Regions from separate parts of the Homo sapiens genome. Here region 1 is linked to region 2. A link is a contact called in ENCODE Hi-C or POLR2A ChIA-PET data. All regions are on one chromosome and are shown on one strand. The core of a region is the stretch at or near the end of the contact, and the rest is flanking DNA. Distances in the headings are between cores, read along the strand shown.

Evidence for each region. Hi-C counts contacts between places; a loop is a spot of excess contacts on that map. ChIA-PET counts read pairs that join two places held with the same protein, here RNA polymerase II (POLR2A). Pooled maps may share reads with other maps.
Region 1: a map of PC-9 shows a loop between it and region 2 (4-fold over the local background). The contact joins two enhancer-like sites. A Hi-C loop is called at or near these places in 3 of 168 maps with a recorded cell type or tissue (GM23248, PC-9 and prostate gland) and 2 of 50 pooled maps. POLR2A ChIA-PET finds 5 or more read pairs at or near these places in 2 of 52 experiments (both WTC11).

What each region holds. Positions count from the first base shown.
Region 1 is chr1:64,219,523-64,226,274 of GRCh38, forward strand. UBE2U (ubiquitin conjugating enzyme E2 U) reads left to right here. Exons shown (of 10, transcript NM_001366232.2): 6 at 1,337-1,385. Among named protein-coding and RNA genes, the nearest start is that of UBE2U, 19 kb to the left of the region's middle. Within about 2 kb of position 3,894, at least 3 of the 41 ENCODE cell types and tissues checked have a DNase peak (open chromatin) inside an H3K27ac peak, as active enhancers do.
Region 2 is chr1:63,919,311-63,925,365 of GRCh38, forward strand. All of the region lies in intron 1 of ROR1 (receptor tyrosine kinase like orphan receptor 1), which reads left to right. Among named protein-coding and RNA genes, the nearest start is that of ROR1, 150 kb to the left of the region's middle. Within about 2 kb of position 3,766, at least 7 of the 41 ENCODE cell types and tissues checked have a DNase peak (open chromatin) inside an H3K27ac peak, as active enhancers do.

The DNA.
Region 1 (6,752 bases), core at 2,644-5,143, 300 kb after region 2:
TCCCTATTGACTCTTCTAGATCTGCTCTGATTTGAATGTTGGGTCTATTGATCTGATCCTCTAATTTTTTTTTTTTTTTTTAGACGGAGTCTCACTCTGTCTCCCAGGCTGCCAGGCTGGAGTGCAGTGGTGCGGCAATCTGGGCTCACTGCAAGCTCCACCTCCTGGGTTCACGCCATTCTCCTGCCTCAGCCTCCCAAGTAGCTGGGACTACAGGCGCCCGCCACCACACCTGGCTAATTTTTTTGTATTTTTTTAGTAGAGATGAGGTTTCACCATGTTAACCAGGATGGTCTCGATCTCCTGACCTCATAATCTGCCTGCCTTGGCCTCCCAAAGTGCTGGGATTACAGGCATGAGCCACTGCGTGCAGCCAATCCTCTAATTTTTTAAAACCAAATTTCTCCTATTATCCATCTCTTTGTTCGTTGTATATTCTGGAAGATTTTGAGAAAAATGTTTCTGTTTCCTATTTTTCTCTTTTTTTGTGGTTAGGATTGTTCTCTTTTATGGTATTGACCTTGCTCAAATGTCTAGTGATCTTTGACTATCCATTCTTATGATGGACATATGATGAATGGACTATTAAAAAGACTGGAAGTTCTGAATACAGGCTGGGCTTGTTGACAGTTTTATTTCATTGTAGAATTATTCAGTGAGAACCTGGCCATTTCATTAGACTTAACTATTTCTCCTGAGAGGAATCTGCCAGGCTTGTGGAGAGAGAGAGAGAGAGAGAGAGCAAGTGCAAGCAAGAGAGAGAGAGAGCACTGCTAATACTCTGACAGCTGGACGAGGGGAGAGAATCAGGAATCTTGTCTGTTCGATATGATTTATTCCATTTTCAGTTTCTTACTCCATCCTGTTTTGTTTCTACTGTCCTCCAGTCCTGAGTCTCTCTGGCCCAGTTTTTCCAGAGGTTAAATATCTTCCTTCTTGCGTGAGCAGTGGTCATCATGTGATTGCACAAGATGAGGGTATAAGTTTTTTGTCTGTGCTCTCCCTCTTACCCCTCCTTCCAGAGGTATCTGGCACATTCAATTCCTGAACTGTTTCACAGGTTCTGAAGTGCGAATCCATTTGCTTTTCGTTGGTCTCCTCTCATCAAGCAGTTTTTTTTTTCAAATTTCTATGGCCTGCTAAGACAGTTACCACTTGACATCTGCTTTCTATCTTGAAAAATTTTCTTGTCATCTTTCTTTTGCTCTCCTTGAGATTTTATATCTTATTTTTATTCCTTTATTACCATTTTATTGAGGCTTTGGAAATAGTGCACATAAAGCCATATATTCAATCTCCAAGTAAACCAGAATCCTTTCATATTTTTTCTTTATAGTGAAAGATGACAGCCAGGAGTTACCTAAAGACCCACGTAAATGTATCAGGTAAGTTTTTCTTTATACAATTTATGTCGATTTATTTACCAAAAGGACTATTTATTTAAACTCTTTATGTTTTTCATCATAATTAAATGTTTGTTTTTAATTTAGAAACATCTTATAATATCTTTTTAAAATATTGTTTTCAGAAAGAACATGGAAAATTTTGAATTCTTTCTAGTTGAATTAAAATTAAATGTAACTACATGATCTCGCTTTTTTCTTCTGAGATGGAGTTTTGCTCTTGTCGCCCAGGCTGGAATGCAATGGCGCAATCTCAGCTCACCACAACCTCAGCCTCCACGGTTCAAGCGATTCTCCTGCCTCAGCCTCCCAAGTAGCTGCAATTATAGGCACCTTCCACCACACCCGGCTAATTTTTTGTATTTTTAGTAGAGATGGGGTTTCACCATGTTGGTCAGGCTAGTCTTGAACTCCTGACCTCAGGTGATCCACCCGCCTCGGCCTCCCAAAGTGCTGGGATTACAGACGTGAGCCACTGTGCCCGGCCGATCTTGCCTTTTTTATATTTTTGAAAAGAGAAGAATGTATTGTCAACAAAATCAGCACAGATCATTATAGATCACAAAAATTCAAGCAATTTAGGAGAAGATAAGGTCTAGATAAAAATGGTAAGAGTTAGGGCTGAAGCCATTGTACCTTTTGGGAGACAGTCTGTAAATGTGGCATCAGTTCATCTTGAACACCTGAACAAGGTATAGGCCTAGAAACACACATACGGTTCGGCGGCATTTAATTTCTTGAGCATTTCCATCAGCTTTATCTTGATAGTCAATCAGATTTAGAAAACAGCCAATTAACTAGTGTTGTAACAGTGTTTACTTTAGCTCATATTTCCTTGACTAGCTCTGTATAAAAGTTGAGTAAAATTAGATAACTTATGGCCGAGAGCAGTGGCTCACGCCTGTAATCCCAGCACTTTGGGAGGCCAAGGCGGGTGGATCAGGAGGTCAGAAGATCGAGACCATCCTGGCTAACATGGTGAAACCTGTCTCTACTAAAAAATACAAAAAAATTAGCCGAGCGTGGTGACAGCCACCTGTAGTCCCAGCTACTCGGGAGGCTGAGGCAGGAGAATGGTGTGAACCCAGGAGGCAGAGCTTGCAGTGAGCCAAGCCGAGATGGTGCCACTGCACTCCAGCCTGGGCGACAGAGAGAGACTCCATCTCAAAAAAAAAAAAAAAAAACACAAAAACTTAAGTGGCTTATCTTCATGAAAAAATGTTGAAAAATTGCAGAAAGGTAAGCATAATCTAGTTAATGGTACACTAAGTTGGTATTCAATAGAGGACATTGCCACCCCTTAAATGTGTCAATGTGGTTGACCATCCTGGCATAAAATAGGCCTATGATAAATATTCAATGCATAAAGGTGGTTTTATCACCTAAAACATGAATGTCCTTAGATATCAAAAGTTATTACTCTTTATGGTATAGTTATTTGCAGTTCATAAAGATACAGTGCCCGTGTTTACTAATAAGGCAGTAAGAACAGAGCAGAAGACCTTCTGTGGTCTCAGCTTCAGCAGGTCCTCTGAGCCAAACCAAGGATAAATGATGCTAGAATCAGGTCTGATTTGTGGTATTCACCTTGTGCCAGCCTGAACTTCCTAGAGAAGCCTTTAGGTAATACTTATTTGAGGCAATGCAGTCTAGATTTCAATGATACGCTAGACTCATGCTGTGTATCAGGCTGCACTTCGTTGTGTGTCTGTGAATTCTAATGTTAGCCCCTGGTACAGTTGCTCTGAAACAGAGCTCAGTTATGTCTAGTTCTTAGTTTTTAAATAATGCATTCACAATAAGATCTTGCAGAAATTATTCAAAGAAAGATGCTGCTGTTAATATTGTGTGTCTAGTGCCATATGCTTAGAACTTTGCATTACTTCATGAGCTGGAAGAACTGGCCTGGCTGTAGAAATGTATTCCAAAGATATATCCAGGCAGTTGGACCCCCGGTTTCTAAAAGACATAGCAAAACTTAGGCAAGGTCTATTCAACTGGGTACAGTATAGTTGGGGGAATCTAGTTGATGTTCAGGAATTGAAGGTGACTTGAACTTGTGCTAGTCATCTGGGATGTTTGCAGTGGTCTATAGGATACCACTTACAGACAGGTTTTCAGCCCTTGGGAGAACAGCTAGTACTTAGAATGTACTTAGAATGTACTGTAGTCATCCACGTACTTAGAATGAATTCACTGAGCATATGTTGTATACCAGGCATTGTGCCCCAGTGTGAGGATACACACCTGATTAATATGTCATCCCTAACCTCACGAGATTTATATTCTAGCATTGGAAGCCCTCTTCTTTTTTCCCCATTCCATAAATACAAATTATTTGTTTTATTTTGTATTAATTGTTGCACAGTATCAGAAGATGTTCCTCTTCTGAAAGGGAGACAGTGCAAGAAGTAGGCCTGTCGATCCATTAGGTCAATGTAGACAGTATTTGCCACCAGAGAATGTAGTTGGAAGACCACAGGGAAGGTATCAAGATCGTGGCTAAGGGAAGAATGCTGAGGGCAGATTGAATCATATCTAAAATGAGTCATATTTAGCAGAAACTTTCCCCTGTGGTTTTTATTTTTTCTAGGCTTCCTTCAGAGGCCTTCAGTTTTTCACTAAGTCATCCATCTCTGGGGCCTCTTTTAAGTGGAACTGCCTCTTTTAAATGCAATCAGCATTTTATTGGGCCATGACTGTTTATTGTTGTAGTACATAAATATAATATAGTAAGTGCTATGACAGACGTAAGATCAAGATGCTGGGGGAGCACAGAGGGAGAAACATCTTACTCAGGCTTGGCAGGGATTGGGAGACGAACATATAAAGACAAGTTTTCATAGGAGGTGATGCCAAAGTGGCTTCTAGAGGCAGAATGGGGATTCACTGATAGACTATGGGGCCAGGGGATCCTAGGCAGAGGGAACAGCACATTCAACAGGAATGGAGCTACAGCAGGACATCTTTCCAACAGCCTGACACAGGGGAATGCATTTTGACAACCTAAATAAAAAGTTAAAATGAATCATGAATGCCAGGGGCAACCAAAATAAGATTATCAGGAGCTGAGATAAAAACTAGAAGAGGAAAGGGAGGGGAGGATTGGTTGCTCGGTAATCATGAGAGGAGATGAAAATGAAACATAGATGGTGAACATGCTAAATATACACCTGTATGCGAGTGGCTAAATCATTTAAAGGGGCAGGCACGAGACAAAACTTGAGGGATACAGACAGAAGAGTGTAACTTTTGCATTTCATATTAAAAATCCTAAGACAAATGCATGCCTTTGACACAGCATTTCCACTTCTAGAAATTTATCTTTATAGATATATTTAAACAAATATATAGAGATTCCAAAAATGTTCATCATAGAATTATACATCATGAGAAATTGAAAACAGAATGTCCAACAAAACTGATTAAGTAAACATTGGTTTAGGCAATAATGTCCAAAAAGCAGCCTTTGGGTATGATTCTGGAGACATAGTTGCTAACATTAAAAGTAAGCGGGCCGGGTGCAGTGGCTCTTGCCTGTAATCCCAGCACTCTGGGAGGCCGAGGCGGGTGGATCACCTGAGGTCAGCAGTTTAAAACCAGCCTGGTCAACATGATGAAACCCCGTCTCTACTAAAAATACAAAAATTAGTTGGGCATGGTGGCGCGTGCCTGTAATCCCAGCTACTCAGGAGGCTGAGTCAGGAGAATCGCTTGAACCCGGGAGGTGGAGGTTGCAGTGAGCCGAGATTGCGCCATTGCACTCCAGCCTGGGCAACAGAGCGAGACTCTGTGTCAAAAAAAAAAAAAAAATTAAGTGAAAAGTTGGACACAGAAATTCAGTGTTGCAAGATTAAAAAGTTCTAGAGATCTCTTGCACAGCAATGTAACTACACTTAACACTACTGAACTGTACACTTAGAAATGGTTAAGATGATAAAGTTATGTGTTTTGCCACAATAAAAAATAAATGAAAAGAGTGCCTTATAAAATACTGTATAGGATATTATCACACACACACACACACACACACACACACACACAACTGAAAGGCATTTCTAGAATAGCAAGTGAGAGAATCCCAATTCTTCCATTTACTATGTGACTAAGAAAAGTTAATTTCTCTGTGTCTCAGTTTCTTTATATATTAAATGCTAGTAATAATGGTACTGATTTCATAGAATTACTATGAAGATTAAATGAGTTAAGTACATAGAAAGTAATTATAATAACTTTAGTCAAAGATAACTCGAGAACCATTATGAAGTAAACTTGTAAATGGTATTATCTTGAAAAATCAAGATTTGTGAAATTGAAAGGAAAAATGAGTAAAAAATTGGGAGAGTAATGTGAAGACCCTAAATTTAGTATTTGTATGCTGTGAGAGAATCAGTAAGAAGGCTGCTGTTGCTAGAACACAGCAAGGGGGAAAAGAGAAGAGAGGTAGCTGGAGGTAAGAGAAGTAGGCTGGGCCAAATCACTTAGGACTTTATAAACCGTGTAAGGAATTTAGATTAATTTTATTATACCAGGTAAGGAAATTGGGACACTGTTGAACAGCTTTTAGGAAAAGGAGAGACAGAATCAGATTTAACTTTTAAAAGGAGTACTTTTAACTGCCATGAGGGCAATAGTTTGTGAAGGATCTAAGGTGGAAGCAAAGAGAAGAGTTATTAGGTTATTTTGGTTGATCAGGGGCAAGACAATGGTGGTTCGGTCAAGGGTTTGGGCATAGGTATGGAGGAGGAGAAATGAGTGGATTCAAGGCTTGCGCCGAAGGAGAATTACTGATTCGATGTGAGTTGTGAGAAAAAGTGGGACCAAGGGTAATTACTAGATTTGGGGTTGAACTGGGTGGGTTCTGCTGTCATTTACTGAGATGGAGAAGATTGAAAGAAGACATCATTGACTCAAATTAAGATGAATAATTCCATTTGTTGGTAAAGATATGGAGTAATTGGAGCTTTCGTACATTGCTGCATATCTTGTTTTATCACTTTACATGCCCACAACCAGTTTGAAACAGTTTAAGTTTCTTATAATGTCAAACATTACCTTTCCTGTAATCCAGTAATTCTACTCCTAAGTATATACCTAAAAGAAATGAAAAATATATGTTCACAGGAAGAGTTGTACACAAATGTTCGTAGCAGCTTTATTTATAATATCGCAAACTAGAAACAACCAAAATGTCCATCAACAGTTGAATGCATAAATAAATTGTGCTTTATTAATATATAGAATACTATCAGCAAATAAAAATGAATTAATTATTGATACATGCAACAATAGGGAATAAGTATGCAGGCATTATGTTGAGTGAAAAAAACCACAGTAACAAAAGAGTAC
Region 2 (6,055 bases), core at 2,516-5,015:
TTTCTTCAGCTGTAAAATTTAATGGCCGCTACCGAGAGGTTTTTCTTTTAATCAGCAAAAAATTTATTTTGTCCTTGACATTTTATGCCAAAAATCAGCCCAGAGAATGTGTTTTATAGCCTGGGCTGAATTCCCCTAAAGGTAGAGTTTTCCTATGAGCAGTGTTCATTGAATTGGCTTTTTTTTTTTTTTTTTGCACTAGATAACTATATTAATTTATTAGATAATCTTTTTATTGTTTCAGCAAGATAGAGGAAACTTACACAGAGACAGCAGAGCATAATGGGTAAGCATCTGGGTTCTTTTGGAAGACGAGATATTGGTTTCCATTGGCCTTGCTACTTCCTGTCTTTCTGACCTTGAGTAAATTACTCTTCCAGAGCCTGTTTCTTTGTTCAATTGGGGATCATAATAGTGCCGCCGTCATCATGCTGTCATGATTAATGCACCTAAAGCATTTAGCACAGCTGTCAGCACTTATTGAGTATTGACTAATTATTAGCGATGCACAGTGATCTATAACTTAAAGCTTCGTCTCAGAATATGCCTTCTTATGATCTGATAGTAATAGGAATCAGCAGAAAATAAGGTGGTTCAACTATCCGGGAAAACTACCAAATATCCGCTTAGCAGAGGCAAAATAAATGTAGCTTAAATGCAGCTGAAAATGCTGAAAGCTGCTTTTGTTTCTCATGTTATAGAAATGCAGTTATTTTTATTAAAAGTGATGGGAAATCCATCTGTAATCTCCTGTCTTTCTTTTATCTGTTTGTAAAAATAGCTCAGTAAACCCATAAATGCCAAGACCCTGTTCAGTGTGAGAAACATTGTTGGGCAGGATGGGAAAGTTCAAAGAAATATCAGATGCAATCCCTGCTTTGGTGGAATATTTGGTGTAACTTGGAAAATTAAATGGAAAAAAAATTAAACAACAAAACAGCACCCAGCTGCCAAATAAGTGAGGAAGGAAAGACCTCAGGCTGAAGCACTGGTGATGGGAGGAGGGATTTATTTGAGCTGGTTTTTCAAAGGATGGGTAAGGAAAGAATAGCAGGAAGGCGTCTCATAGGTATGGTTTAATGGTAAGAGCAAAGTCAGTGTAGTGGCAAAGAACAAGGCAAGAGGGTGGAGTGGTTAGCAAGTGAAGGCTCATTAATGCTTAAGGCTACCTTTGAAACAGAAGTGTCTGTCTGACCGGATTCAGGAGGCCTGTCCATCACGCCATTCTCCACCACCATGATTCATTACTCCAGAGTCTCTTATCTTCAAATCAAAAGCAAGACGAGAGGCAGATACAGATATGAGGAAGTGCTTTGCTTTTCGCTACTCTGCCAAACATAGTTTACATACCAACACTGATAATCTGTCAGCCCACCTCTCCTGGACACTTAATCATTTCCCTGGAATCCACTGGAATAATTTTTTTATGCATTACAAAGTATGCTTCAGAGTGTCTATTTCTTAAGATAAGTTTGCATTCCTTTAACCAAGTGGCATTCCCACAAAGCCCCAAGGTGGCCCGTGTTACACATTCCTTCTTACAGCCAAAGTGGTCAGTTAGGAAGGCAGCTACCTTCATGGCCTGTTAGTAAGAATGTTGGACACTTGTTGGGCATTTACTCTGTGGGAGACACTGTTCTCAGTGCTTTACATGTCCAAATTCATTTAACTCTCCAGAAGAGGGAGCAGTAGGAGAGAAGGGTGATGAACAGACCCTACAAACGGACTAAATTATTAAATAATGAATCAGCAATTAGTTCTAAAAATGTTTATGTAGTGCTTACTGTGTGCCAGACACCATGATTAAAGGACAATCGAAGTAACTCGGTAATCACCTCTGAACTGCCAGTATGGGTGTTTTATCACCTTCCATGTTCTGTGTTGACGGTTTATTGAACACATTTTGAGTTCTTCAGGGCAGTGCTTATTAAATTCAGCGTGCGTTTGGATCGCCTGGGAATCATGGTAAAATGCAGATTCCGATTTGAAAGTGCTGTGGTGGAGCCTGCGAGTTTGCATTTCTAACAAGCTCATGGGGGTGGCGACGCTGCACATCCAGGTGACCTCTTGAAGTAGCAAGATCTTAGAGAACCAAGTAAATGGCAGAGGAAATACAAGCAGGATAAGACAGGAACATATTGTCACTTTCACACCAGAAGAGGCAGTAGGCCTGGATTTGGCCCCAGGCCCCAGTTTAACATGATCATTATGGTTGTTGTCGCTACCATGTGCACCAAAGGAATCTAAGAGCTTGGAACCTTAAGGCCCAATGGCACGGTTTACAATGCTAACACACCTTAAAGTTAAAGGAAGAATGTACGCTATCCTAGGAACATGACTGATAAGGTGCGGCAGAGAGAGTGGGGTGGGGCGGGTGGGGTGGGAGGCTAGAAGTCAGGAAACCTGTGTTCTCATCAGGGCTCATTTACAGACTTGCTATGTGACCTAGTTTAATCACTGAGCCTTTCAGTGTCCCGATATCCTCATCTACAAAGCAGACTGGTAAACATCTGCTCTGCCCACCCAGGACTGCAGAAGTGAGACAGGATGCACAAAAGCTCTTGGGAAAACCAAAGAAACACTGCAAATGTGCATTTTTATAATTAAAAAATATAGAGTCTGTCTTCAGCAGTAGGCAGGAAAGAGGGGGTATCTCAGGAGCTCCCACTTTGGTTTATGTCTCTCTGAGGGCTTGTTATGCTTCTCAGCCTATTCTGTATTCAGGAGATGCATAGAGCTTCTGGCTTCATGCTGTTTCAGAGCAGCCCACTTCAGCCTTTTCTTTACCAATAGAAACCCCTAGACTATCACAGCTTGTCCTTCTTGCACTGAACCCATTAAGAATAAAGAAAGTCTCTGGGCTGGGGAGTGGAAGTGAGGGACATAACATTTACTGAGTATTTTATGTGAGTTATTTTACTTAATCTTCACAACACTCCTAGGAGGAAGGTAGTCTGAATTATGAAATTGTTCCAATTTCATAGATGAGGCACCTAAAGCTCAGACAGGCTCACTTGCCTGGGGTTTGGTTTTGTTTCTCTTTGTAAAAGGTAAGTCTTTTCAATTTAGTAGGTCAAAACACGTGATTCTCTCCTTTTCATAAGACTATAAAGTTAGCAACCTCTGGTATCTGGTTAACAGTTCACTTTGTGCAGGTTATTCCAGAGGTAGATAGCATGAGTTTATGTCGAAGCCCAGGATTTTGTGCCAAACATCCGTCTCTTTGCAACAGAATTGGAGAATTGTTCCAGAATTCTTTGAATTCTTAATTTGCAGAATTTCATAAAGAGTTCTACAGCTCACTTTTCCTAGGAATAGAGGAGAGCGGCAACTGAAGACAGCAGGCTTTTTCTTTTTAGTATTGATGATGATGATGATGAGCTTTAACACAGCTTATCCAGGTAATCCTCATGTAGTGCTGTGATGTTGATGGTTTTGTTACCCATATTTTAGAGAAGAGGAAACTAGAGACTTAGAGGGTTAAGAGACTTATACACAGCCTAACTATTCCAAGTGTTTAGGACTAAGTGGACTTTAGTCTTGGTTTTTCCAGCTCCAACTCTGAGGGTTGTTTCCATATTCCCCTGTATTACATGGATTAACCAGTGTTAGTGACCATCCGGCTAAGAAATTAGCAGTGGCTCTCAGTGGAAAAGAGCTACTTGATTCTAATGATAGTAATAATGAAAACAACTGCCAGCTTCCTGTGCTGTTGGTAGGGCCTCCTGGGTTGGCCCTGTCACATCCCATCATGTCACGGGGCATGTGAGATCACGGGGCTGAAATAACCCTGGGCGACTGATGTAAAACAGATTGCGTGTGACACCTGCCCTTGGGCTTCCCAGCGTGGCACTTCAGCCCCTCTTGGCTCAGAAAGCATTTAATATACCCACAGAGTGCTGGGTTCCCCCCCAAAACTTTCTGCAAACTTCCTTGTAACTCTGGAACAGGATCCCAGGCCATGTGGAATCTTGAAAAGGTGATTGACACTGGAGACGCAAGGTCCTGTTGGTTTGGGCTGGTTACTCAATGTCTTTGAGTCTCAGTTTTTCACCTGCAAGTGGGAATAAGGATAGTACTCCGTTCTCTGAGTTGTGAGGGTTAATTGAGCCAGTGGTGCCAGATCACAGTAGGTACCCAGGCAAAGAGGATTGTTGTAGCTTACTTTCTTCTGGATTACATCATCCTTAATTTTTCTCTTTCCCTCTCCTCTCAGAAGTCATCACAAATTCTGACACTTCTAAATTATGCCTTAAGCCTATCTATATTGTGTCTAGCTACCACCTTAGTCTAAATCAGCTTCACCTCTAGCCTAGATTACTATACTAGCTTCTTACCTGGTCTTCTGCTTGTACTCCCACTTGACAGAGCATCTAGAGTGATTTTATTAAAATATAAACCAGATCATTCATTCGCTTTTGTAAAACTCTTCAGCGGTTTCCAATTGCACTTTGAATCAATCTGTACCCCTTACCCTGCAAACTGCCACCTGCTGTGGTCCCTGCCCACTTACCCACCTCCACTGGATGCCCCTCGATACCCAGCTCACTGTGCCTCGGTCATGACGGCCTTCTTTTTCTTCCTTGGATGCACCAAAACCAGGGGGCCTGAGGACCTTTGCATGTGCTGTTTGTCCCCTTTGCCTGGAATGCTATTCTCCAAGATCTTTGCATAGCTGGAAATTTTGTAGCTCTAAACACGGGGTTCTTCCATTTCATAAGACTATAAAGCTAGCAACCTCTGGTATCTGGTTAACAGTTCACTTTGTGCAGGTTATTCCAGATGCAGATAGCATGGGTTTAGGTTTTCATTTAGAGAACCACCTGACCTCTCCGTAGAAACTCACCACATTCTCTCCCCCAGTGACTTTCTAACACATTACAGTGTTTTAATTTTCTTCATGTACTCAGCACTACTTGAAGTTTTCTCATGTATTTGTTGACAGTTTATCTCCACCCACTAGAAGGTAACTCTGGCCAGGGTTACAGCACTAGTTCTAACCAGTGTCTGCTGTATAAGAGGCACTCAGCAAATATTGATTGATTGAATGAATACATTTTTTATTATATATTAAAAATAAGTAGAAATGAATTTTTAAAAATAAGAGGGAAGTCTTTCAATGTCTATATTCAAGCCGAGGTTTGGGATCCAGTGGCCATGGACAGGCCTGATGGGAAGGGGTGGGTGGAAGAATCACTCGTCTTCAGAGCATTGCGGTATGGTGAGAGACCATCTCATACAGCCTACTGCCTCCCGATACTTTCATTCACTCGTTCAGTTATTTGAAAAGAGCTCACTGTGTGCTGCTCTATGTGCTGAACTCTGGGCTCATAGCAACTAACCATGAAAGACCTGGCTCTGCCTTTACCGAGCTTAAAGTTTGACAGTGAAGACTGGCACTGAGTGCAAGAATTTTCCATTGAAACAAGTATTTAACAAGAGAGCAGCACAGGAGGGCCTGGGAGCATTTTGTAGGAGGCCCTCTTCTGGAGGATCAGGGAGTCATCTCTAAAGGAGTGACATCTAATCTAAATCTGGAGAATGCCTGACCCTGTCCACATTTTCTCATCAGCCCTTGAGAACGGTGGAAGGTTTTGCGGATTGGACCAGCAAAGGGGATGCTTTTTTTTTTTTTTTTTTTTTTTTAAGAAAAAACTTCCTCCACCCAGATGACACCTTTTTCTTTCTTTATTTTTTATTTTTTATTTTTTTATTATTATACTTTAAGTTTTAGGGTACATGTGCACATTGTGCAGGTTAGTTACATATGTATACATGTGCCATGCTGGTGCGCTGCACCCACTAACTCATCATCTAGCATTAGGTATATCTCCCAATGCTATCCCTCCCCCTTCCCCCCACCCCACAACAGTCCCCAGAGTGTGATATTCCCCTTCCTGTGTCCATGTGATCTCATTGTTCAATTCTCACCTATGAGTGAGAATATGCGGTGTCTGGTTTTTTGTTCTTGCGATAGTTTACTGAGAATGATGATTTCCAATTTCATCCATGTCCCTACAAAGGACATGAACTCATCATTTTTTATGGCTGCATA